Linked DNA regions of Homo sapiens: region 2 is linked to region 1. The links are chromatin loops, found by intact Hi-C in ENCODE. Cell type or tissue: Panc1. All regions are shown on one strand. Each heading gives the region's core, and the rest is flanking DNA. Links, peaks and the distances in the headings are about the cores only.

Region 1 (12,779 bases), core at 3,258-11,257:
CACAAAACCAGCAAGTTTTTATTAGGAGTTTTAAAAGGGGAGGGGGTGTACGAACAGGGAGTAGGTCACGAGGATCACATGCTTCAAAGGGCAATACAGATCACAAGGCAAAGGCAAAATTAGAATTACTGATGAAGGTCTACGTCCTGCTGTGCACGCATTGTCTTGATAAACATCTTAATAGGAAAGAGGGTTCAAGAGCAGGGAACCGGGGACTAGAATTTACCAGGCTGGAATTTCCCAATCCTAGTAAGCCTGAGGGTACTGCAGGAGCCCAGGGCATATTTCAGTCCTTATCTCAATCGCATAAGACAGACACTTCCAGAGCGGCCATCTATAGACCTACCCCCAGGAATGCATTCTTTCCTCAGGGTTATTCCTTGCTGGGGAAAGAATTCAACGATATTTCTTCTACTCACACATCTGTCTACAAGCTTTCTGCAAGAAGAGAAATATGGCTGTATTCTGCCTGACCCCGCAGGCAGTCAGACCTTATGGTTATCTTCCCTTGTTCCCTGAAAATTGCTGTTATTCTGTTCTTTTTCAGGGTGCACTGATTTCATATTGTTCAAATACATATGTTTTACAATCAGATTTCATATTGTTCAAACACGCATGTTCTACGACCAATTTGTATAATAGTTGTCCTGAGGTGATTGTCCTGAGGTGACGTACATTCTCAGCTTATGAAGACAACAGGATTAAGAGATTAAAGACAAGCATAAGAAATTAGTTTCACAATTTATGTTCAGAGATTGCAGTAAAGAGAGGCGTAAGAAATTATAAAAGTATTAATTTTGGGAACTGATAAATGTCCATAAAATCTTCACAATTTATGTTCTTCTGCCTTGGCTCCAGCCAGTCCTTCTGTTCAGGGTCCCTGACTTCCCGCAACAAACAAGATGATTAGAAATAAATAACTGATACAGATTTAGATGCATATTAGGTGATATTTAAATAATTGTTTTTTTTTCTAAATTAGCATTTTGTACTCATACATTTCTGGTTTTTAAAAGAGGTACTTTTCTAGCTGTGGAAGACCACTAGTTGTCTCATAATATCTGTAGTCCCTTTTCCCCACAGTAATAAGATTTTAGCTGAGCACATGGCCTTGTAGAATAAAGACCACTTTTCCCAGACTCCTTTGCAGCTGGGTATGGCTATGTGACTAAATTCTGGCCAATGGAATATAAATTACACAGAAGTTATATATGAAAAATTTTAGAAAAACTTTTTAAACAAACAATGTTTAGGTCGTCTATTGCTGTTTAACCAACCATCCCAAAATTTAGTAACATAAAATGACAGTATTCATTTTCTTATCTCTTGTGGTTTCTGTGAGTCAGAAATATGAGAAGATGTTCTGATTGTGGGTATTTTGTGGAATTACAGTCAGACAGTGGTTGCAGTTGCAGCCAGCGTTTAGGGCTGGCTGGGTAACTCTCTTCCTTCATGTGGTCTTGAGACTTCTCCAGGTCTTCTCTCCATATGGGCTCTTGGACTTCCTCACAGCATGGCCACCTTGGGGCAATTAAACTGCTCTAGTGGCTGAAGGCAATAAGAATGAATATTTCAGTGAGGAAAGCAGAAGTAAAATTTTATTTTATGACTTAGCTTGGAACTCACATAGTGTCAATCCTAATATAGCCTATTAATCAGAACAGTCATAAAATCTGCCTAGTTTTAAAGACTGGGGGCAAAGACCCTACCTTTCAATAGAAGATATGTCAAAATCATTTTGTAAGAACATCACTATAATCATCACTGGAAAATACCACCTCCCATAGATGATGACCATGTGTTTCACTTTCATCTTTATTCTTTATTTTTCCTATCCTACTGCCTCAACACAGATGTTACCATCTTTGATCATGTTCAAGACCACACAGAAGAGAGGAACAAAATAGAAGTTACCTTGGTAGCTACCATCATGCCTTATTAGCCCTGAACCATCCGCCTGAAATTTTATGTGAGAGAGAAATAAACTTCTCTGCTTTTAAAGCCATGGTTATTTATTTGTCATTTGAAGCTGAAACTAATCACAACTAATATATCAGGCTCGTCTCCTGGGTCATCAACTGGTACGCTGGCACTGTGGTCCAACATAGAAGCAGTCACAGGGCATTGGTCACATAGCACTATGTGTTGTTTTGAAACACACTGAGCATTTTTACTGTTCCCTCTCCTTAGACACATGGATCTCCAAGCTTTCAATTCTTGGGCTCCCAATCTTCACCAAAAGTTGGCTTATTCCCTTTATTTAAGTCCCACAATAAATGCCATTCTTTAGGAAGTAGTCTTTGACACCCTGAGACAACATTAATTAAGCATGTTGGAACATCATCTGGCATGTTGCCACAACCTGTTTCTGGAGTCTGTACTTAATGAACTCATCCTGTTCTGTATGATAGCTGTTATCATGTCTCTAAAACTCCTGCTTTATTATAAATTTCTTGAGGGTAAGGAGCATTTTACACTTATCTTTACAATCATCCTGCTTCGCTGTTTTCTAGTGCATTTATCTCAGAGTCTTGGTGTTCAATATGTTTAAACATTTTTGTTCTATGAATCTCTATTAAACTTCCTCTATGAAGAGTTTTTTTATTCATAATTTTGTATTCTTTTTTTCCTAAAGAGCTCCCTACTCCATACCAAATTGTATAAGTTCCAGGTCTCCAAATATCAGTATCCACTTCTTCCAGGAGGATACGAAGTTGGAAATGCTCCCTAAGGAGCAAGTAGACTTTGATAGAAGGAGATGGGCATGAACGTATTGCATACAGATGGAACAAGACAAGCAGTTTGAGACTAAAATATGTGGAACATTTTAGAAAATGGTGAGCACATATGTTTTCTGAAGGGTGAAGCATCAGTGGGAAATAAAACTGAAGGAGGAGAAGTTGGAACTACATTCTTAAGGGCTTCAAAAACCTGCATAAGGAGTGTGGGTATTTTTTTGGAAACAGTGATTTGTATTTGAAGTTTTGAAGGGAGACAATGATATGATCAGATATGTATCCGGAATTGGACTCAGACCGTACGGTATAGAATAAATTGGAAGAGACGAGGTTAGCAGTTAGTGGCAGCTAATGAGAGCAGAGGGAAGGGATGGACTGATGATGAGAAAGCTAGTTAGGAAGATTTTAAAATAGTTTACAGGAGACCTAATATGGTCCTGAATTAGAGTGGTAGTCCGTTATGATGACAATGGAGAGAGACTAAGAAGAAACACACATCTAAAGAAGAATTTACAAGAAGTGAGTAGTAAGATGTGGCTTCAAAAAGGAAGGACAGACAATGGTAAGAACAGAGGTTAGAGTCAACACGCCTTCAATGTCTCACAAGTATTTTGCATTGGTATTTTCCAGACAATTTTTTAGGGAAGCCATGACAGGAAGGCAAGTTCTTTTTTTTTTTTTTTTTTTTTTTGAGACGGAGTCTCACTCTGTCACCCAGGCTGGAGTGCAGTGGCGCGATCTCTGCTCACTGCAAGCTCCGCCTCCTGGGTTTATGCCATTCTCCTGCTTCAGCCTCCCAAGCAGCTGGGACTACAGGCGCCCACCACCACGCCTGGCTAATTTTTTGTATTTTTAGTAGAGACGGGGTTTCACCGTGTTAGCCAGAATGGTCTCGATCTCCTGACCTCGTGATCCACCTGCCTCGGCCTCCCAAAGTGCCAGGAGACAAGTTATTTTTGATGTTTGTTTTTGTTTTTGTTTCTGGCAGGGTCTTACTCTGTCACCCACGCTGGAGTGCAGTGGTGCAATCATGGGTCACTGCAGCCTCTATCTCCCTGGCTCAAGTGATCCTTCCACCTCAGCCTCCCAAGTAGCTAGGACTTACAGGTGCATGCCAACATGCCCAACTAAATTTTAAAACTTATTTTTTGTGTGTATGGAGACGGAGACTCACTGTGTTTGCCAGGCTGGTCTCAAACTCTTGAGCTCAGATGATCCTCTCACTTTGGCCACACAAAGTGTTGGGATTATAGGCGTGAGTCACAGCTCCTGGTCAGAAGGCACAGTTTTTGTTGTTGAGGAAAGTCTTTTTACAACAAAGCCTTTTGCAAGGAACCAGACTCGCAAACATGCTATTGACAGACAATAAGATAATTGCTGTAATAAGCAAGCAAACAACAACAAACCACAAGGAGCTTGTCTCGTTTCAGAATTATTTAGTTGTGGGAACCTATGTTGTAGGTTCTGGGACGATGGTGTATGTTTTTTGCATCAATCTCCTCTGAAGTTGTAAAAAGTGTGCAGAAAGGTCCAGCCTTTTTTTTTTTTTTTTTTTTTTGAGATGGAGTTTTGCTCTTGTCACCCAGGCTGAAGTGCAGTGGCACGATCTCGGCTCACTGCGAGCTCCACCTCCGGGGTTCAAGCAATTCTCCTGCCTCAGCCTCCTGAGTAGCTCGGATTATAGGCATGGGCCACCACGCCCAGCTAATTTTTTGTATGTTTAGTAGAGATGGGGTTTCGCCATGTGGGGCAGGCTTGTCTTGAGCTCCTGACTTCAGGTGATCCGCCCACCTCGGCCTCCCAAAGTGCTGGGATTACAGGCGTAAGCCACAGCACCTGGCCCGGCCTCTTAAAGAAGAAAATGAGGATTAGGGTCTGAAGGAACAGCTCTAGACAGACATGGAATCTAAGGACTAGAGGAGATTGGGAAGTTTTCTCCTGTGCTCATTGCTCATTGTGGGAATCTTTTCTGACTAGAGTTTATCTTGCCTCTCCCTGGTTCTAAGAACACAGTTTTTCTGCTGAACTAGTTCTCTTGTTAAGAACCCAAGGCTGACATCTGTTTCCCTGTGACTCCTGCTTTCAAATGCGGCTATGCCAATAGTTTATTATTATTATTTTCCTCTAAGGCATGGCATTGGTTCACCAATTTATCAGAAAGTTTTTATGGCAAGGAACTGCAGAGCTGAGGTAAACAGGAGAGAGCAGTGATTTCCCTTAAGCAAGCAAAGCAGTTGGTGATATAAACAGGTCAAAAGCTGAGTTGAGGCAAAATATACCTGAGAAAGGTAGGCTTGATCTTACCTTACCTTTAATGCAGTGGGAAGGGAGAAAAACCCCTGAAACTCTCCATATTTATGTTGTTAGCATTCAGAGAAAGCATCCACCTGCCACATATTTACTGTGCAGCTTTGGGCAAATCATTTCACTCTTCTGGGCTTTTATCTTCACACCTAACCCACCATCCCTACTGACATGCTACACCTGCTTTCCAGCCTTAAAAACTGATGTGCATAACATCTGAGGAAACTTTGGGAGAAAAAATTCCAACGTGTCCACAGTTGGGGTTTAGCTGACCGAAGCATGTCTTCCAGAAGGGAGGGTGGTGAAGTGGGGTCTTGCAATAGGAGCAACATCACAAGAGCAGACTCTAGAGTTTCTTAGTCTAATCTAATATTTAAGAAGAAGGTGTTTGGTAGAATGGGCCCGACTCTATGTAAAAGCTTGGGGTTTGGAAAGGAGCAGTGGTCCCGGGTATGGTGTGGAACAGACTCAAATCCAGCTCTGTCTGATCCCCTTGGAGCTTGGGGAAATGATAGGTGTGGCTATATGTGTTTCCTGTGGCTGCTGTAATAAATTGCCACAAACGAGTAGCTTAAAACAAGGCAAATGTATTCTCTTGCAGTTCTGGGGGACAGAAATCTGAAATCGAGGTGTCAGCAAGGCCACACTCTTTCCAATCTTACCCTATAGGGTAGAATTATTCCTTGTGTCTTCTTGCTCCTGGTGGCTCCAGGCATTCCTTGGCTTGTGGTTGTGTCCCTTCACTCTGTGTCTGACTTCACGTGGCCTTCGTCTCTGTGTCTGTGTCTTCTCTTCTGTCTCTTGTAAGTATCCTTATCTTTGGATTTAGGATCTACCTGGATAATCCAGGATGCTCTTATCTGAAGATCCTCAACTTACTTATATCTGCACAGATCCTTTTGTTTTCTTCCTAAATAAAGTTGCATTCACAGGTTCCTGGAGTTAAAATGTGGACATGTCTTTTGTGGGCCACCATTCAGCCCACTGCTCTTGGTAAACACCACTGTCTTAACAACCAGGGACCTAAGCAGCTCTGCGGTGAGACCCTCTAAAAAGATGGAAGGCAGAGGAGAGAAATAAGAGAAGAGGGGAGTTCCAGCATCCCAGGGCAGCAAGGACTGTTGTCATGTGACTCTTTAGGAATGAGTAGCCATGGAGAGAATGGCAGCCTAGAAGGTCCAAGTGCCAGCCGAGTGCATGCAGGTGGGTCATGGCTCAAGGCAGTGCATTCCAAACTCATGTTGGTGACTCAGGAGTGGATCACACACTTAATGACCAAGTTACAACCTGCATTAAACAGAAAAATAAACAAAATAGAAAATAATTGGAATAGCATAGTTTATTGTAAGAAATAAAGGTAAATATTGTTTTGAGAAATGTATGTGTGGGCATGCATGAGTGCACTGGGTCATGATGTAAAATGTCTTTCCCACATAAGTTCCCATCAAAAAGTTTGAAAGCCACCGGTGTATGAGACTCCACCCTGGCACTTTACAGCAGCATGAAGAGGGCTGTGGATCAGGGAATCGTCCTCAGTTCTGGGCATAACATTGGGATTGACCTGGGACCAAGGGAGCTCTGGCCAGGCACAGAAGCAATATCCTGGACAGCCACAAGAGGGAGCGCTCAACTCATGCAAAACCTCCTTTGGAGCTCTCCCCGCCTCATGGCCAGAAGGTGACCTTGCAAAGAAAGTGAGATATGGGTGAAAAAAAAAAAAGGGATTAGGCCAGTAAACAGTGAGATCAGTTAAAAATGTGACATCGATTGTAAGTACAGGTTTGTGAGGCTGGGAAGCTTTCGGATTACATGCAAAAGGAGGGTTTGTATTAAATCTGCAGTTTTCGAACATTGTTTCCCCTCGAAACCCTTTGTTTCTGTGAGATTTTATGCAGAATCCTAATCAATGAAATAATATCCCTGTGACAGGTGTCCTCCCCATGTTGACAGTCTCCAAGGACTGTGTGCAGAGAACTCTAGACCTAATTAGAGGAGCTATAATGAATACACTGGATTAGAAGGTATCTGTAGTCCCTGTTAGTGCTGATTCTTTGATTTTATGACTCAGAACAAAAATCTATAAAAGCTACCAAATCTTGACTTCTTTTTGAAGCCAAGTCTCTGAATGCCCAGCCCAGACACTGGCACAAAGTGTTTAATAATTGAATGTTTGAAGGAAGAGTTTATTTTGCATGCTTCTCTGCAACTGCAGCACCAATAACATAGTGCATAGTGAGCACCCTTTTTAATAGTGAACACTCTTAGAAAGTTGGTGGAGTAAATAAAAGAATGAATGAAATCCTGCCCTAAAATTTTAGATGGCGCCTTCTATCAGTCAAGCCAGCAGAGGGCAGGAGAACTCAGCTTAACAACAGCATTCTCTCTGGTGGGCGGAAGCATCCCAGAAGCATGCGATAAAGGACAGGTCTGGTTGTTTTGTAAGATTAGGAAATGCACAGCCAGAAGGATAAAGACACAAAGCATGAAGGTCCAACCTGGGGATCTCCAAATCTCTGCACACGAACCCCCAGAGCTTTCTCTGTAGATTAATACCCTTATCAGGGAATGGGATTTGGCTGACTGCCGGATACATAGAGAACAGGACAAGAATTGCCAATCTTGCAAGAGTATTTCAACCACTTGGTCAGAGAGATTCAAGGAACCTCACAGTGTACTTGTGTCAAGGAGAGAAGATAGAATTAAAAATCAGAGGTTCGGCTGGGCGCTGTGGCTCACAGCAATTTGGGAGACCGAGGCGTGTGGATCACAAGGTCAAGAGATTGAGACCATCCTGGTGAATGTGGTGAAATCCCGTCTCTACTAAAAATACAAAAATTAGCTGGGCGTGATGGCGCTCCCCTGTAGTCCCAGCTACTTGGGAGGCTGAGGCAGGAGAATCGCTTGAACCCTGGAGGCAGAGGTTGCAGTGAGCCAAGATTACACCACTGCACTCCAGCCTGGGTGACAGAGCAAGACTCCATCTCAAAAACAAAAACAAAAACAAAACAAAAACAAAAACAAACAAACAAAAAACAGAGGTTCTGACTCTGAAACTAGTTATGTGGCCTCGAGAGGGCCCTTTTCCTTCTCTTGGCTTTGGTTTTTCCATATGTAAACTGAGGGGTGGGACTAGATCATTTTTTAGTTTCTGGTCAGTAGGTGGATCCATTTCTGGCTTCAGTCCTGCCCCTGCCCTCAACTCTAGGGGTAATAACAGGAAAGTCAATGAAGCAGGTGCTTTAACCTCAACAAGGCAAAGCCAACCTCATCGCCCTTGCTGTTCTCAAGAAGGAAAAGGGGAGTAGTGGTTGAGTAAGAAGAGACAAATAGGAGCCAGAAAAAAAAAAAAAAGAAAAATGAGACAGAGGATTGACAGGGACAAGAGGAAAGCAAAAAAAAAGGAAGAAAATAGAGACAAATATAAGAGAAAGATGACAGGGAGAGGGAAGAAGGAACAGAGCTGAGTGAGATAAGAGAGGAATGACAGTGGACAGTGGTTTATGACCTAATAGTTTTCTAGGACGGTAAAAATCCAGTTTCAGACTAGAATTAAGCTTTTAAAAGATACAGATATCTGAGCCCAGCCCAGACCTGTGAATCAGAATCACTTCAGTTGGGATCCAAGCATCTGTGGTTTATAAATGTTTCTCAGGCAATCCTGGGGTGAAGCCAAGGTTAGGAACCACCTGTCTAGAGTAATACTCATAAATTTGAGTGTGAGAAAATTGGAACTGTTGCAGAGATACTTTCATTCCATGGGTGATTTTTGTGTTTATGTGGCTTCTATCATACTTTTTCAAAATAGAGGTTTCTGGATCATCTTAAAAGGAAACTTTGCCATGTATTTTCCACTGTTCCAGGGGAAGGGGCCATTGATTTCTGGCCTCATTTCCCAGACCCTGCACTGACCAAGATAGCACCACCCCTGTTGACTGCCCTGGGAAGGCTCATTGGAAAACCTCAGTTTTAATGCCTGGTTTTAGGAAGGAAAATAGGTCAAGTAAAGTGGGAGATATTCTCTGGGTGGCATAGTGGGGTGGAACACTGTTCGATTTTATTTAATTGGGAAGCCCTGAGCAGAAATCAGAGCAACAAGTGAGAAGCTTCTGGAGAGTCCAAAGGACCCACAAAGAGAAAGGGAAGCTGAGAGAATTAGGAACAAAACTTCCTTACATACCTTACCTTTCCTCTGAGAAAGGAAACGCTGGAGCGAAAATGAGGGCTCAGACATCAGCCCAGCTGCACACTAGCTTTGTAACTTAGGCCTCCATTTCCTTGCTTGATTGGGGTCATTATGTTATTAACACACTTAAGCAGTTGTGAAATAGTACACAGAAGTGAGTTAGCACTGTTGTTCACTTCTATGGCACCAGGAACATGTGCCTATTTCAGTGGTAAATAGATCTTTCCTCCCTTGGCCTTCCAATCAATATGAAAACTCTTACACTTTCAGTGACTATGTTAGCATACTCACATGACAAATTCAGTTAGTTCTTAATATATAGAAACATTTACACTGAGCTTTTATTCTTTCTGAAGCTCAGAGATGACTAAGGGATCAGTAGATATGTGTTCCTGAAAGTATCAGCTACCTAGGGTTGGGGGTTATGGGTGTTTGTGTGTGTCAAGTAATACAGACCTCAGTTAGCTGCCTTTCATTAGGCTTGTCCTACTCACAGAATCCACAGAGACCCACAAATAAAGACAGATAAATTTGTCTTCAACTCAACCATCATTTTTCAACAAATACTCTGTGCTTAACATTTTCATAATCACTGAGGAGGAAGTAAAGATAGCTGAGACAAGGGTTCTTCCCTCAGTGAGCATCGAGACTTTTATTTTTATTTTTTATTTTTTGAGATGGAGTTTTTGCTCTGTTGCCTGGGCTGGAGTGCAGTGGCATGATCTCAACTCACTGCAGCCTCTGGGTTCAAGTGATACTCCTGCCTCAGCCTCCCAAGTAGCTGGGATTATAGGCACCTTCCACCATGCCTTGCTAATTTTTGTGTATTTTAAAAATTTTTAGTAGAGACGAGTTTCACCATGTTGGCCAGGCTAGTCTCGAACTCCTGACCTCAAGTGATCCACCCGCCTCAGCCTCCCAAGAGCCTTGACACTTTTAGATGAGACATACAGAGTCCCAAGGAACAGAAATATGTCAGGGTCTCTACTAGGGGCACAAAAGCCACACTTTTGGACACAGGAGTGGGCCCCGTTGATTCTAAGTGAGAAGCCCTCAGAAACATCTTAGAATAGGCTACATTATCTTATTAGTTAGAGACAGGTTAAAGATATTCCAGGAGAGGAAACGGCATGTGCAAATGGAGGTGGGAGGGTACAGGGAAGAGTGAGTGGTTAGAGGGATTAGGAGGGCTGGCAGACAAGGAACCATGAAGAGGGAGACTCATAGGAAAGTCACAAAGGAAACACAACTGTCAGACTGCTGTGTGCGCATTTGAACACGTTCGCACTGGGGACTCATTTACAGCTTTTGAGCTAGAAAGTGACAGGATAGGAGACTGCTGCAAGAAATGAACCTGAGATGTCACCACCCATCCCTTTCCAAGGAACAGGTAACCTTACAGGTCTCTTGCCCTTTATTACCTAAAGCAATCACTTCAGCCTAGGCTTTGTGGAAGTTGGTGAAAGTCAATTTGGCAGGGAAGTCTGGCTCTTCTACAATCAGCAGTTCCAGGGGCTTGAGCTGGGAATTTTCCAGCTGAATGGAAGCCCTTGGAGGGTTGCAAGTTTTAATTCTTGTGCTCCATGACGGTGGGGTTGCTTAGAAGAAAAGGTCCCTATGTGATTTTCATCCAAGCACCCTTGAAGAATCTATATGCTCATAGCCTCCCGCCATCCCCAACGGCTCATCTCGTGCAATCTGCCCTCTGCTGCATGGTTTCTTGCTCCAAATTGATCTCCTTCTCCCAGCTTACTTAAATCAAACCTTCCACTAGCCAGCTATAAATCTAGAAGACAATTCAACAAATGAATCCATATTAAAATGTTAATAGTTACTAAGTTTTAATGTGTTATATCTCCAAGGTAAGTATATGTAAGGAAGAAGAGACTATTTTCTAATGGAGGGATTTCCCCACCCATCTGCTGCATTTCTGTGAGATCTTCCTAGACCTTTAAATCACACCCTATACATTCCCAGTGAGAAAGGCCTGCATGCTTCTTGGGTCAGAGCCTCAGCAGGGTCTCCAGCTCCCAAAGTGATTGACTGGTTCATTGGAATCACCTTCGGCTTAGGACTGGTTGCCTCCATCTGAGCAGCAATAATAAAACCTGTGACATTTTACGGACTGCTAAGCATTTTCACTTACATTGTCTTACTTGGTTCTCAAATCTTGTTTCAGAAAAACAGAGGAGAATCAGGTCCATTTTAAGCAGATACAAACTGAGTACTTAAGCCCGGGGCCTCAGACTCCCAGTCCATGGCTGTTTTTGCTGTTCCATGTTGTTCTCCCCACTGACATTTTTCCTCACTTTCTTCTGTCTGGAAAATCAATGGTTTTCTATTTGCAAAATGTCCAGGAGAAGTTTTTAGCATAAACCCACTTCCTGACCTCTCTAGAATTTGTCAAACTTGAAGGCATTTGAGAGAGCATCTGGATGACTCTCTAGGCATTGTTGATGGTTCTTCTCATTTCCTTAACTCGATATCCAAATAAACCATCATTGTATCCTGCTTACTATACTTCAAAATGAACTTTAAGTCTAACCAGTCCTCACCTTCTTCATGGCTACCACCTTAGCCCCAAACATCATCTTATGTCACCAGAACTAGGTCTAGAGCACAAGATCCCCAGTAAAAAAACACAAAACACCTCCCTGCTCCCAGCCTTTGGAACTTGGGAATTGAGATGGGCCCTGAGGGTTGGGAGCAAAGGGCTTGTATTGGGAAGTTTCAAAGTCCCTTTATGCAAATCCACACAGTTGGCCATGAGACATTTCAAAGAAAATCTGTGTTCCTTTTGCCCTGGCTCCTCTTCTCTCTTAAACACTTCTTAGACTCTTAGCTTATCTCCTTTCTTGAACTCTTGCCCTCCTACAATTAATTCCCCACTAAGCAGAGGGCTTTTTTTAAAAGAATTTTTTAAAAGAACCAAATCAGGTCAGTTTTCTTGCTCAAAAATGGTTTCCCTGCCACAGCCTTCAAGGCTTCCTGTGATCTGCTCCTGGTCTGCCTTGCTGACCTCATCTCCTAACCCTCTCTACTTTAACCACTCTGTTCAAGTCCTTGCCTTGTTGCTGCTCTTTGCATCTACCAAGCATACTTCTGCCTCAGGTCTTTGCATTGATCGTCCTTCCACCTGAGTTGGAGATATCTTTATTCAGATATTTGCATGGCTAGCTCCCTTGCCTCAGAGAGCTCTGTTCAAAGAGCTCCTCCTCAGAAGTATCTTCCGCCTACCATTATGCTCTATACTTTGCTTTAACCCTAATACATGTTGATTAACATGTTTATTCTTTGTCTTTCTCATGAGGACTCTGTCTATCCAGTTCACTGCTATATCATTGGCATCTGTCTAGCAAATTTTCTCTGGAATTAGCTGTAGAAAGAGGTTGAGTGAATCAATTTTAAGGATGGAGAAATTGAGGTCCAGAGTGAGAAAGGCAGGTCAGCAGCAGAAGCAAGAGTCAAGAATACATCTTCTAGTAGGCCTGGGAAATGTCCTCTGCACTCAGCCTCCTTTCTGATATTACGTAAAAACCAGGTTCTTTTCCAAT
Region 2 (12,779 bases), core at 2,716-10,715, 63 kb after region 1:
GTCTAGGGAGATGGAGGATGGGGCTGTCAGTGATGGGAAATAGAGATGGGTTGTGGTAGGGGAAATACTATAGCTACTGACAGAAGACAGTGCCAACCTGAGACTGGGCAATGGAGCTCAAAGGCATATGACCATTTAGGACTTAAGAAGAGAGGCTAATTTCTCATTGCATTGTTTCTGGGCTACTTCTTACCTCCCAAACTCAAATGGATTCAAGGCTGGTAAAGAATGTCAATATGATATTGCTAAGCCTGGCTTTCTCTGTTTAGCCCCTGGATAAGCTTGTTATTCCAAGCTCCTTGTCTTCCAGCCTTCCCATGGCTAGCAGCAAAGACAATTAGTCTTGTGATCTTGCGTTGCTGAGCTTAAAAGAACCTCTTGTCCAACAGTCACGTTGCAATGGAGGATGCCCAATGCCTTGAAACAGAAAGTGACTTTGATCAGGTTCCTATAGGCATTTGATGGAAAATTCAGGACTGGAGCCAAGGTCCAGTCTCCAAGTTAGGAACTTTTAAAAATCATTTCATGTTGTTTGAGAAGAATACTCCATGTTAATATGTGTGATTTGTTGAGTGGCCAATTTGTCAGTGTTTACTCAGTAAACCTACAGAGAGATCCTGTTCTGGCCAGTGTTCAAATGATAACTACACCTACACCTAGACAGTTGGATTCTGAAATATTTGGAAATATGAGCCAAGGAAAGTTGAATGGATAGGGCAAAAAATGCATAGGATAAAGTATGACTTGGAGGACTTGGGTTCACATCCTGACTGATGAGATACTGGCTGGGGGCTTTGGGTCAGGCATAGAACCATGGATGCATATGGTCAGGAAGGAGCTTAATGAATATCTAAGTCAACTCTTCATCATTTCACAGTCGCCTGTGCCATATCTCTGAGCGGTCCTCTGGTCCTGTGATGGTACAGGGGCTCATTTCCAATGACGGCAACTCCAATTGTTGGAAAGGTCATTTTCTTGCCAACCTAAACTCATAAATTCATCTTTAATAAATTTCTCCAATATTACTTCTCTGGACCTCAGTTTTCTTGTTAGAAAATTGCAAATTATATTACCAGTATGTTCTACCTCTCTGATGGGGTACAAGTAAGATTATACAATAAAATACAATAAAAAAGAAGCAGTAGTGATATAGCAAAAAGTGCACTGGAAGTCCCCGCTACCTACTGTGAGACTGAAAAGTCTCTTTGAGCTTCAACTTTATGCTCCATAAAATGGAAATGGGAATACTTGCCCTTTTTCGCTGGCAGGATTTTTGTAAGGATCCAATAGAGAAGATAAGAAAAAGAGGCAATACAATGTAGCCAAAGGAATATTACACTGGAGAAAGAAAAATCTGCCATCAGCTTCCTACATTTAATCACTTTACATTTATGCAGAAATCCTTCAACATTTCTGAGCATTAATTTCCCAACATGCAAGGTAGAGGCATAGTACTTACTTCTTCTTCCTTTTGCAAGGTTGTTAAAATCAAATTATCTATGATTTGCACACCGCCACTCTGGGTGCGTGTGTTAGGTTATGGTTATTCCTCTGTGAGTGTCAGAGAGCCCATGCCTTCCCTCCACATTCCTTACTATGCCATGCTCCTCCAGGGAGTCAGCCCTTATATCAGAGGCCACTGTGACAGTGGCTTCATGTTATCAAGAGTGGGCGATCTTTGCTGGTGTCTGAAAGCCAAGGTAAGCATCTCAGGCAAGCCTTGGGGGTGCTTAGGGCTGAATATTCACTTGTCTTCAGCAGAACAAAAGGCAGCCCTCCATCCTGGCCACATTCATGATGGATTAAAAAGTGTACTCATGTCACTTCTCCTGTGGGCCTCAGATGCCATCTAACTTAGTCATAGTGAAGGTGTTTCATCTAGCACTCGGCCAAAATTCAGACTCAAGCTCTCCAACACTCAATGGATTAAAAAATGTCAGAGCTGAAAGCAACCTTTGATCATCTAGTCTACCTCTGATTGTGTAGATAGGGAATCTAAAGCCCAAGGAAATTCTTACCCCAGAATAAGTCACAGTTAATATCACAAAGAGGCCTAGGACTCAAGGCTCCTCACTCCAGGTGCAGGGCTCTTTGATTCACACCATGCAGTTGCAATTCAACAAATAGTGAGGGCCTACTGTGTTTTAGACACTGGGTCAGACTCTATTAAGTTCCCAAAATGAAAAGGCCTATTCCTGCTTGAAAAAGCTAGAGAGTAATTCAGGTGATTTGCATGCAAATAAACAACTCGAGTCCAACTCTAGTCTAGAAAGGCTTTATCCTATACCTCTTTATATCACTATCTTTCCAAAAGTTAGTGTTGAGCAAAACGGGCCAAATTTCTAACTCTTAAAGCTTGTTTCAATATCTCTAAAATGGGGACATTATGTATTCATTCATTCATTGACTGTCAAATATTTATTAATACCTACATACCACATTATTCATAACTAGGGCTGTACATCATCATTAGAACTTCAACAAAACACGCAAACTCAGGTTCCACCTCCAACAGACATACTGATTTAATAACTCCAGAGTTAGATCTAGAGGATTTGCATCATGAACAAACTAACTCAGGTAACCATGACAAGCAGCCAAGTTGAGAATTCATGGTTTACCATATATGAGATACCGTACCAGACACTAGGATTGTGGAGGTATACAAAGCCTACACTTGCTCTCGAAGAACTCACAGTCTAGTTGGAGGTGGGGAGTCTGGAAAGATGGGTTAACTGGCTATGATATTGCAGTCTGATAAGTGTTATGCCAGAAGCAAACACTAGTGCTGCAGAATATAGCCCTAGGGCACCTAAGTCATCTTAGAGAATTGGGTAAGGCTTTCTGGAGTTGGTTGAGCTGAATCTTTAAGGATATATATGAGTTAGCTATTAATACTTGGATGACCTGGGTGATGTGGGTAGTTCAGGGACAGAGAAAAATAGGAAGACAAAATGTCATTTAATGTGTTCAGAGAATTGCAAGAATGAATGGGAAAGGAGTGGCGAGAGACAAGGCTGAGGAGGAGGGTAGGGGTGAACCCTAGCAGGCCTTTATCCTCTGGGCAATGAGGAGAAGCCAAGGATTTACTTTAAGCAGAGGAATGACATGATTCAGTTTGAACTTCAGCAGATTACTTTGGCAGCTGTGTGGGGAACAAATGGGGAATACATTGGGAAAGACAGAGGGAGAGAGTAGGTTGAGGTAGTGATAGTTCTGCTTGTTGTCTACACCAGACTGTTGGGAGATGCTGTGAGATGATGGGAAATCACTCGATAAATAGTATCCCTCTGCAGAAAAGACACATGTGCCATTACTTTCATTACACTTCACGACTTTGAGCGGAGTCAGGGAGTCACAGTTAAAAAGGAAAGGGACTGAAAAGGTGGTTGGTGGAAGAGTTAGAGGGGAGGAAGGGAGGGAGGCAGGAAGAGGACAGAGGAGTACTTGGTGTCAAATGGTGTTTAAAATATTCTTCTTGCATCACACTAGCTCTTAATTGGTACCAACCACTGAGGGGCTGATTGATCCCAGCAAGAGTCCAGCAAAACAGATAATTTCTTACAAGCATCTGAAATTCATGAACTCTGTGGGGTCCCACACACCAACGCTTTGTTGTTGCTAAAGTCTGAGACTTCCTTGAAGGGATAAGTATCCAGGGGTGGCAGGGTTTTTTATTTTTTCTTTTCAAAATGCAGAATATGTTTATGTAGTTAATGCCTGTGGTCTTGCTGAGCAGATGAAAAGACAATACAGCAAAGAGCTGGGCTACCAAGCTACTTATTAACGTAATGGACTCATTAAAGAGCTGTTATGGCTAGAAGGATGTGTGCCGTAAATCTAATTTTGCATTAAGGCCTTGATATATAAAAGACTTGCTTACCACACACTCAGGGTTTGGGTCAAAGGAAGTTACCCTCTAATGTTGCCTGTCATTTACAACTAGAACATGGGTTCTCTTCAGATTTCTTGGGCATTTATTTGCACAGTGGGAAGGCAGACTACACTTATTGAGAACCTAACTATGTGCCAGGTAGTTTGTCTTTGATTATTTTCCCTTAGAAGCCCTATCAGGATAAATACTTCTCTTTCTCAGATTTGAAAACGAACCAAAAAAGACTACATCATCTGTCCGAGGTCCCACTAGTAAATGCTTTGGAGAGTTATCTGGGCACCAAGACTACAGAGCTTTTGAGTTAAGGCATGGTTTTGGCTGCTCATTGAATTACTTTTACTGACATTGGCATAGTACAGACAAAGCATTTTATTTATTGGAAGTGTGTAGATATCGATCACAACAGTATGCTCTTTATGACGACTTTCAGGTCTCAATACTGGGATATACTTGCTGTTTCTGGAAGCCAGTTTGTGTTTGTCTCCTAGAGAAAACTTGATATATCAGAAAGTTGTGGAACTAATGCGCAAGGCCTTGGCACCCTGTTAGATTAAATAGGACATTAGGAAATTCTTTGCGGATGCTAACCCTACCCTGGGTTTCCCCTTATTTTGTTATTGAATGTTTTTCTAATCTATTTACTGTAACAACAACAATGATGACATACACAACAACAAAAACCTTCTCCTTATTCTTACGGTGTTGAACAGGCTGCCTCATTTTTCTCTTGGTGTGTTTAATCTTCAACTCACACATGCACACACACACACACATGCCTCTTTCTGTGCTGCTTTTTTTACACTATGCCCTGGGACAGATTGTGTGTATGTGCATTTGTGGTACAAGTGTCCTTATTAATTCCAGGTAGATCCATGGTGAAGGCTAACACATCCTGTTGAAGTTAGTTAGTGACTTTATGACAAATATCCGCCTGCTGTTAAAAATGTGATATCATGCAACACAATCTTTAGATGTTTGTTCTCGGTGACGTGAAAGCGAGTACTGATTTTTTTCTCCTTTGTAAACCATTTGGTTGTCATGTAGACTCAAGCCTTTTAAAGAGAATAACAGAAACACCCTGTTAATTTGTCATGGAAACGGATGAATCTGGACCTCACAGTCCATTAGGGAGACAGACATGTATGCAGATAAATTATGATCAACGTGATGCAATAAGGATACGATTCTAGTTATAGAGGACTACCTTATAGTTTACATCACTTTCTCGTATCTATTAGTTTATTTGATCCTCACAATGTGGTGGCCATGCCAAGAATGAAAATCCTGTTTCACAGATGGGGAAATGGAGGAACAGAGAATTACATGTCCTGTTTGGCCTGAGTCATAGTTGAGAATTAAACCAGTGCACTTTCTCTCTTACATAGTGCTCATTGCTTGCCGAGTCAGAAAGAGATTCTTTTATGCTTGACTCTAGGAAAGCAAGCAAGACACTAAAAACTTGATAAAAGAACAAACAACAGAACAAGTTGGTTTAATAACAGATTTATTTCCCGTGTCAAGTGTTCTGCCATTTTCACAATACTCATCAATTTCCCAGAGCATCTGAGCAGAAAGATCATCCATTCTGGCTTCTGTGAAATAGATTTGCATCTTGATTCTTTCTAGACCTTTCTCACAAAGAGTAGGCCCCATTTATGGTGGTTCCTCATTACTCGGATGGATGATGTGTTCAGCTGTAAGGACACTGTTATTATAAATAGCAAAATGGCAATTAATACTCTCCTCAACTCTTACGAGTTAGAAGCCTCCCAGGAACATCCATTTCAGGAACTTTCATTTCAAAGGAAATGCCGTCAATAGGAAATAGTTATTTAATTTCCAAGCAGGCTGAGAGCTTTTCTATTTAAAAGCTTCTACACAAATATAAGTGGATTATTATATTAATCATTTTTAATAAGGCAGTTGAGGCAAGAAACTGCCACAGAATAAAAACAAACCAGAAAACCCACCCCACATCAAGAAAAGCACGTTTTAGGCAAATCTTAACAAATGAGACCTTGAGTTTTGCTGCCCCCTGCCTGTGGCAGATGTATTTGCTAGGAAGCCCTGTGCCCTTATTTGGCCACCCCCATGTCTTGTAGTGCAGTAGAGAGAAGAACCATGAGCCTGGTATGGCAGAAATTTTGTGAAGTTTGGAGCCAGACTCTGAGACAGACTCTGATTATCAGAGAGTAATCCTTTGTGAAGATAATGTTACTAACATCATTGGACCAGAGAAAAAGATGCCTCTTTCTAGACAATCCATTTTCTCTCCATCAGAGTAGTTGCTGTGAGAAAAAAGGTTGTAAAGCTTTTGAAAGCAGCTAGCTACCTTGGAAGGTTTTATTCACTAAGCAAAAGGCAAACTCCATTTTGAAGTTGTCAGCATGGGCCAATAATGATATTTAGATAAACTCTACTACTGGTGAATTAAAAATTGGTGTAATAGATTTATTGATTTCCAGAGAGTTTCAACTGAGGCAGCTTCAATTTTTATCATTGGATTTCTTCACAAACTCTGTGCTGTCATCCCAGGTAAAGTGATCCCAGCTTAATCGACAATTGTCTTCTTATAGACATTTTATGTAGGAGATGCTGCTTATCACTCACAGCCACACTGCAAGGAGGACATAAATCTCTAGTAATGCATGTGGACCTTTTCACATACTTGAAGGGGGTAGATGCTCACACACATCCCAGCCCACTTCCTTTAGAACGCAACCACACACTGAAGAAAGAGCTATTTGAAGTGTAGAACTGCCCACTATGGGCTATTCACGAAACTTGCAGTGAGCCAAACTTCTCTTTTGCAATAATTTAATCAAATGCATGCAATGGTTTGTCTTTAGAGGACTTCAAAATGATGTCAGATGAACACTTAGGGATGCTGGCTAGAGGGTTCAACTCTAAGGTTTCCTCCAACCCTGAGGTTTTATTATAACATTATCCTATGCTTTCTAGCTCTAGCTCTGCTCTTGATTTTGGTAATCTGAGTAAATAAATTGGAAAGTCCTTTCTGACTTGAGAATTTTACAGCTCTTCTGTTCTTTGAGATCAGTGGAAAGCATTATCTTGCCGATAAATTCCTTGGAGACATGTCACACTCACCTTGGCACAATTGATCATTTCTTTCTTAATAGAAAGTCAACATTTTCTTCATGAGAAGAGTTATTGGTATAATATATTTTCTGAAATCTCCAGGACTCAAGAAATAAAAGATTCTTTTTCATATCCTTTCAGTATAAGGAAGGATTTCTTAATTATCAATATAAACCCAGGCCAGAAAATGGGGAATATGGAGATAATAAACAAAATTCACCCCAATTCCATCATCATAACCCAGCTATTAAGGCTTGTCCACCTTGTCCATGACATATCCATAGTGTCTTGAACAGTGCCTTGCCCATAATAGGGCCTTAGTGCTATTTGGTAAAGGAATTAGTGAATGAATTATAATTTTGATATATTTTCTTTTAACCCTTTCCCTCATGCATATTTTTCATAGCTATATTCATAACATTTATGATGGCTTTTGTACCTTGCTTTTTCTTTGTTTTATGTGCCATTATAGAAAACATGCTCACTGGGGCCATATAGTCCTCTTAATCATCGTCTCTAATGGCTAAGTAATATAGCGAGCACTTTCTAACGTAGCTGCCTAAAGATTCAGTGTGTTGCTTACAGAACTAGTGTTTTCCTTAACCCTAGCAGTGTTCACGCATAGGCTGGATACTCATGTATCAAGTATGAGTTGAACTAGATGCATGGCTTTAAGACCACTTTCCAGTCTAAGACTTACAAACTTTGAGGACCAGTCATTTTGCAAAAACTAACAGGCTTTCACAAAACATCACTATCAGGAATACAAGCATTTCCAAGAACCACCCCTTCCCACTCACACATCATATTCCTTGATACCCACTACTAAGTTTGTAATGTAAATTTGAAAAACTATGGAGCGTTACTTCCTTAGAAATAGCCACTAGTTCAGAATTTCTTTTGGATTAACAAGTAATAAGGAAATTCCTATGTGTCAAGTACATTTTGAGATGACTAAACCTCAATCTCTGATCTCAGAGTATTCAGTTAGCAGTTATTAACGCTGTATTAGACATTGAGCATACAAGGATGAGAAAATACCTCTGTCCTGTGGAACTCAGAATTGACAATGAGAGGAAGGAGTTGAGGACTGAGAATAAGAAAATAACCAAGAGAAAATAAGGTAAATGCTACAGAAGAGTCATGTGGAAGGGGCTGCCTTGACTCCCAAGAGAGCTAAGTTAATTCTGCATAATGGAGTAATATCTGAGGTCAGAAAGCCAAGACATGTAGACTAACAACATTTAACAAGGAAGAAAGAGCTAAATGTCTCAAGAGAGGATGGAGGAAAGTGGGAGGTTTTTGTTTTTTGTCTGTTTGTTTGTTTGTTTTTCCGAGAGGTGTCCAAGAGGGATCCAATGCCACGGGATATCCAATTACACTTCGACAAGGTTTATGACTGGATGTGAGGATGGTAAAAGGGTTCCATTATGATAGAATAAATCCAGTAAATAGTGTCTGTGTTTAGATCCCCAGGACACAGTGTTTGCCTTTGTTTAATGGTTTAACTTTTTACTTGTTTTCCCTTTCTTTTTTTTTTTTTTTTTTTTTTTGCCTTTTCGTAGCCAGAGGAAGAATTTGCAGCAGCCAGCACACCAGCGGCTCTGGTGTTGGCTTGGGAATGCATAAGTGAAACTGGTCCACCTTCAGCTATGCTCTCCTTCCTTTGGAGCCAGACCAGCCAACCTGGAATCAGCACTGAAATTATGCCCAGAGCCTCCTCCCTGCTGCTGCATGCCAGGCAGCCCCTGTCTTGCCTGGCCTAATGTACCTCTCTGGGAGACAGTGTGCACTGGCATTTCTGCCCAATGGGACATTACCTGCCTGGGCCTCCGGTAAAGAGCAAATCACTGTTAGAAAATTTGAAATGGTTGCAGAACTCAGGAGCAGATGGCCTTCTCTCTCCACTGGGAGGGAAGAGACGAACCCCAGAGGAGAAAGAGAAGTTTTCTCTTTCAGAATGGCAGAAAAATGTATCTTCATAGAAGCAGCCATAGATGACCATGGCAGGCAGTGCTCTTGGAGAAGGTCCATGGTAACTGCCTGTGATATAGAAGTGGACAAGGGAGGCCACAGCAGAAAGTGGCCCATACATACCCTGGTTCATGCCAGGCCAGAGCCCTGAGGGTGCTAACAGGGACCCTGAGCTTAGAGGTAGAAAACCTCAGTCCTAGCCTTCTGATTCCAGATTAAATAAGATAGTGATAATAAAAAGTAATAACAGCAAACATATAGAGCCTTTTTTATGCACTAGGCCCTGTTGTGAGTGCTTTTACATACATAAATTCTTTATTCTGTTTAGTCTTTGTAGCAACTTTATGAGGTAGAAACAATTGCAATCCCCATTTTAGAGAAGATCTATGAAAATAATGCCTGTAGAAGAATAAAAGCTTCTTTATATGAAGCACAGAGTGTTAGTTCTAGTAAACCTCCCAGGGCTTTTGTGGGGTTCAGATGGGATCACATCTGTGAAGCACTTTAAAGTGCTGTCCATACATGAGAGAGTCCCATTGCATCATGGTTTCTCCTGCATTTTCCTTGTCCATTTGTTGTGAGCAAATGGTAAATGGCATAAAGCCAATACTGCAAGAGAAATCAATGGAAGAGACCCAGCACCCCGTGAGTGATTGCAAAGGAAGGAAGATGGAGTAAGTGCCAGGAGGACAGCCCAAAGAAGCTTTAAAAAACACAAAAGCAAAAAACCCATAACCTTCTTTTCTGATTGAGAGTAGGGTGGAGGTCAGGAAAAAGCCTCTAGGGGAGATTGCTTCAAAATTAAACTTCAAAGGGTCAATAACTCTGTGCTGTTCTGCCTTCTTCCCAATAATGACCTACCACTGAATATCCTGTGAATTCTTTCTTTTTTATTTTGTGTTTTTGGTATTTTACAGCATTTTAAGAATGTGTTTGAAGCCCCAAATGAAAACAACTCTATCAGTCCTATTTGGTCATCACAAGCAGACTTAAGCTGCACAAACTTCCAGGGGCACCATTATCTGTTTATGAACAACAGGCAATCAGGCCAATGAACCATGTTATTGTCATTCCTCTCATGTCTCTCAAATCATTTTTCATCTTGACTAATCAGGAGATAAAGTTGATCCTTCTCCACTTTCCACCTCCATACTCATTTCAGTTCCCTGCAGTTTCACGCTGGGCTGGGCTGTTTGAAATCTAGTATAAAACACCCGAGAAGAGCTATAATTTTCAAATTTGCCCATGGGTAATGTGTGTAGTAAATGTAAAGTACTAGCAATTTGGTTGTTTGAGATGCAATGATTTTTTTTTTTTACATCAATGTGCAGGGTCTGAGGCAGGCACAAGTTTCCAGAGGCAATATATATCACTGCTGGCCAGACCCCTGGGAGTCCATGAGGGTCACCCAAACAAGAAAGGGAGGAGGCAAAGTGAGGAAACCAAGGGCCCCCTCAATGCTGATCCCTGTGGAAGTTTTAACACAAGACAGCACGAGGGGGTGCCTACAGGGGAACTACTGGCTGGTTACCTTGAGGGGTCCTAAAGGATGCCTTCCTTCCCTCAGAGGATTGACCATGGCCTGGTATCTGACCCCCAATCATGTAGGCTCAGGATTGATTTTATTACCGCCAGGAGTGTGTGCTCTTCCAGGGCAGACTCATACTAGCCAAACTCACAATGCTGATGCACAAAACTACAGCTTCTCAAGGAAGGACCATGGCCACAAGGCCCAGACCACATACATCAGTATGCCAGAGCTGTCTCTTCACAGAAGAAAGCCTCCCTGGGAAGCTAAACCTTAATCAGGAGGCTGCTCGCTGAGAATGAATTCATATCAAGAGGAATCTCACAAGGAAAATAGTGGCATCAGGCTGTCCATCCAGCAAAGGCCTAGGTCTGGACTCTAATGATTTTCCCTCCCCAAGACAATGCTTGCATGGACACTAATAGTTCTCCTCTCTGTGACATTCTTTAGTGATGCATTTCTGACTAGCCATCCCATTGTCCACGTTGGCTGAGGCACCAAGTTCTGGAAAATCCTGTCTCTGTGGTTTGAACTGCTTGATGTTTACATCAAGCAGAGTGAACAACTCTGCTTCCCAGACTTTAGAAGAGTCATGTCTCTCAGCTTTTTGGCTGCCTTGCCTGTGAAGGGAGGGGTTGTTGGTGGACTCATTGTGGGATAGAATTTAGTCCAGGGAAGGGGTCTAATGGTCAATACTTTGACCCTAAATTTTCTGGTTGATTTGGCTGCAGATTTTCTGGGTGACTGTATGACCTTTAGTAAGTTAATGTCTCTGAAACTGTGACTGTATTTTTGTGTTAGCAGCTAGGAAGTGGAGAACAAAATCTGTGGCTTTTTCTGGCAACAGTGTAAGATCATGTGGCACACATTAACTGTGCTGATCTGAGGATCTCTGGCTTTTTGTTTTTGTTTTTTTTTCCTACAATCTGCTCAACAATTGTTTTATACTTTTATATTTTTGTAAGCTGTCTCATACAAGCCTCATTCCCTAAACAGAATTGAGAGCTCAAAAATCTCAATGTGCATGCTGGCAATGAATTTCTATATATAAAAGAGAAATAGCTGCAAATTTCTTGGGACACTTGAGAAAGAAAATGTAATTTTGTGAAGCTATTTGAACTCCTCAGATAGAAAATGCTATTTTATAGTCCTATGTGAGTGCAATTGCCTTATCTATGAGATTTGGCTGAACTTCTTGCATATGAGGGAGAAAAATGGTGAAGATGGAATGGGAGTGGGGAGGACTTTATGCACAAGAAGGACTTTGTGCACATTGGGAGGACTTTATTGATGGGGGCAAACTTCATGTGTATCTCCTGGGTACAAGGGGAGTGTAAGGAGGGGCAAGAGAGTTAGAAGTCTCAGAGAGTCTCCGATTGAAAATGAAGGAATTCAGGGAGGAGCTTTCTAGGAACCTTATTTCTTATCATTGGAAATGTGAAGCTCCTTGCTTCATGGGGTTTACAGACTGGTTGCTTCCCTGTGTTGGGACCATGGAGATACCTGGCCCAAATTCACTGCAAAAATGAAGAAACTAAGGTCAAAAGACAGGATGTAACTCGCTCAAAATCACCAACATTTAGCAGCCAAACTCGGGTAGAATCTGGGCTGGGGGGTCTTACAGCACAGCTCATTTTCTCCAGGCTCATGCCTGACACTTCTCCTACCTATTTCCAGTTTACTCTCTGTTTAATTCTGCACTATGAATGTACCATTGTCCTTCCCTCCTCTCAATCCCAGATTGGAGACAGAAAGATGTCTTCAAGGAATACTTTACAACAGACTAGCTTTATGTATTTCATTTAGGGAATAACTTCAGTGGCAAGTAAGATTTAAAAAATGGCATAGATAACATATAGAAATCTGTTTTTCTATCAAGCAATGAAAGACTCAGAGGTGGACAATCTATTGCTGGCACATCACCCATACATGTCGATGGTGATCCTAGGAACTCCTATGCAGCTCAGCCGTCCTTTGTGTTTATGTGACCTACGATGGTCTCAGGATGCCTGCAGGAGCACCAGCCATATTATTATTCTAATTAAGAAGCATAGAGAAGGGGTTCTGAGCGATCATCATGACAGATGGGAGGCAGAACTAGATTGCAGCTTTGACTCAAATGGACAGAGCAGGGTGTGAAGGCTCATATCATGAATTTTAGCTCCAGAATGACTGCAAGAACAAACCAGGAATCCTGAGAGGACCCACAGACCCTCTGAAGGAAGCCGACTGCTTGTGCAGGACCTGGGAGACATCCCAAATACTGTGAATGCCTCAACTGCA

The links. Hi-C counts contacts between places; a loop is a spot of excess contacts. Peaks named below come from ENCODE experiments on the same cell type or tissue, not always from the same donor. Only the 100,000 strongest peaks of a DNase experiment are listed, where the experiment ranks them.
Region 2: a loop joins it to region 1, with 5 times the contacts of the local background. A loop is called at or near these places in 45 of 110 quality-filtered maps.

Annotation. Positions count from the first base shown.
Region 1 is chr3:187,673,686-187,686,464 of GRCh38, reverse strand. No RefSeq gene overlaps it. Among named protein-coding and RNA genes, the nearest start is that of SST, 9.7 kb to the right of the region's middle. In Panc1, for the core only: a CTCF peak has its summit at 6,655 (motif pointing right); DNase peaks (open chromatin) are centred at 6,634 and 7,334; H3K27ac peaks cover 1,970 bases.
Region 2 is chr3:187,609,656-187,622,434 of GRCh38, reverse strand. No RefSeq gene overlaps it. Among named protein-coding and RNA genes, the nearest start is that of SST, 54 kb to the left of the region's middle. In Panc1, for the core only: CTCF peaks have their summits at 5,734 and 5,943; a DNase peak (open chromatin) is centred at 5,944.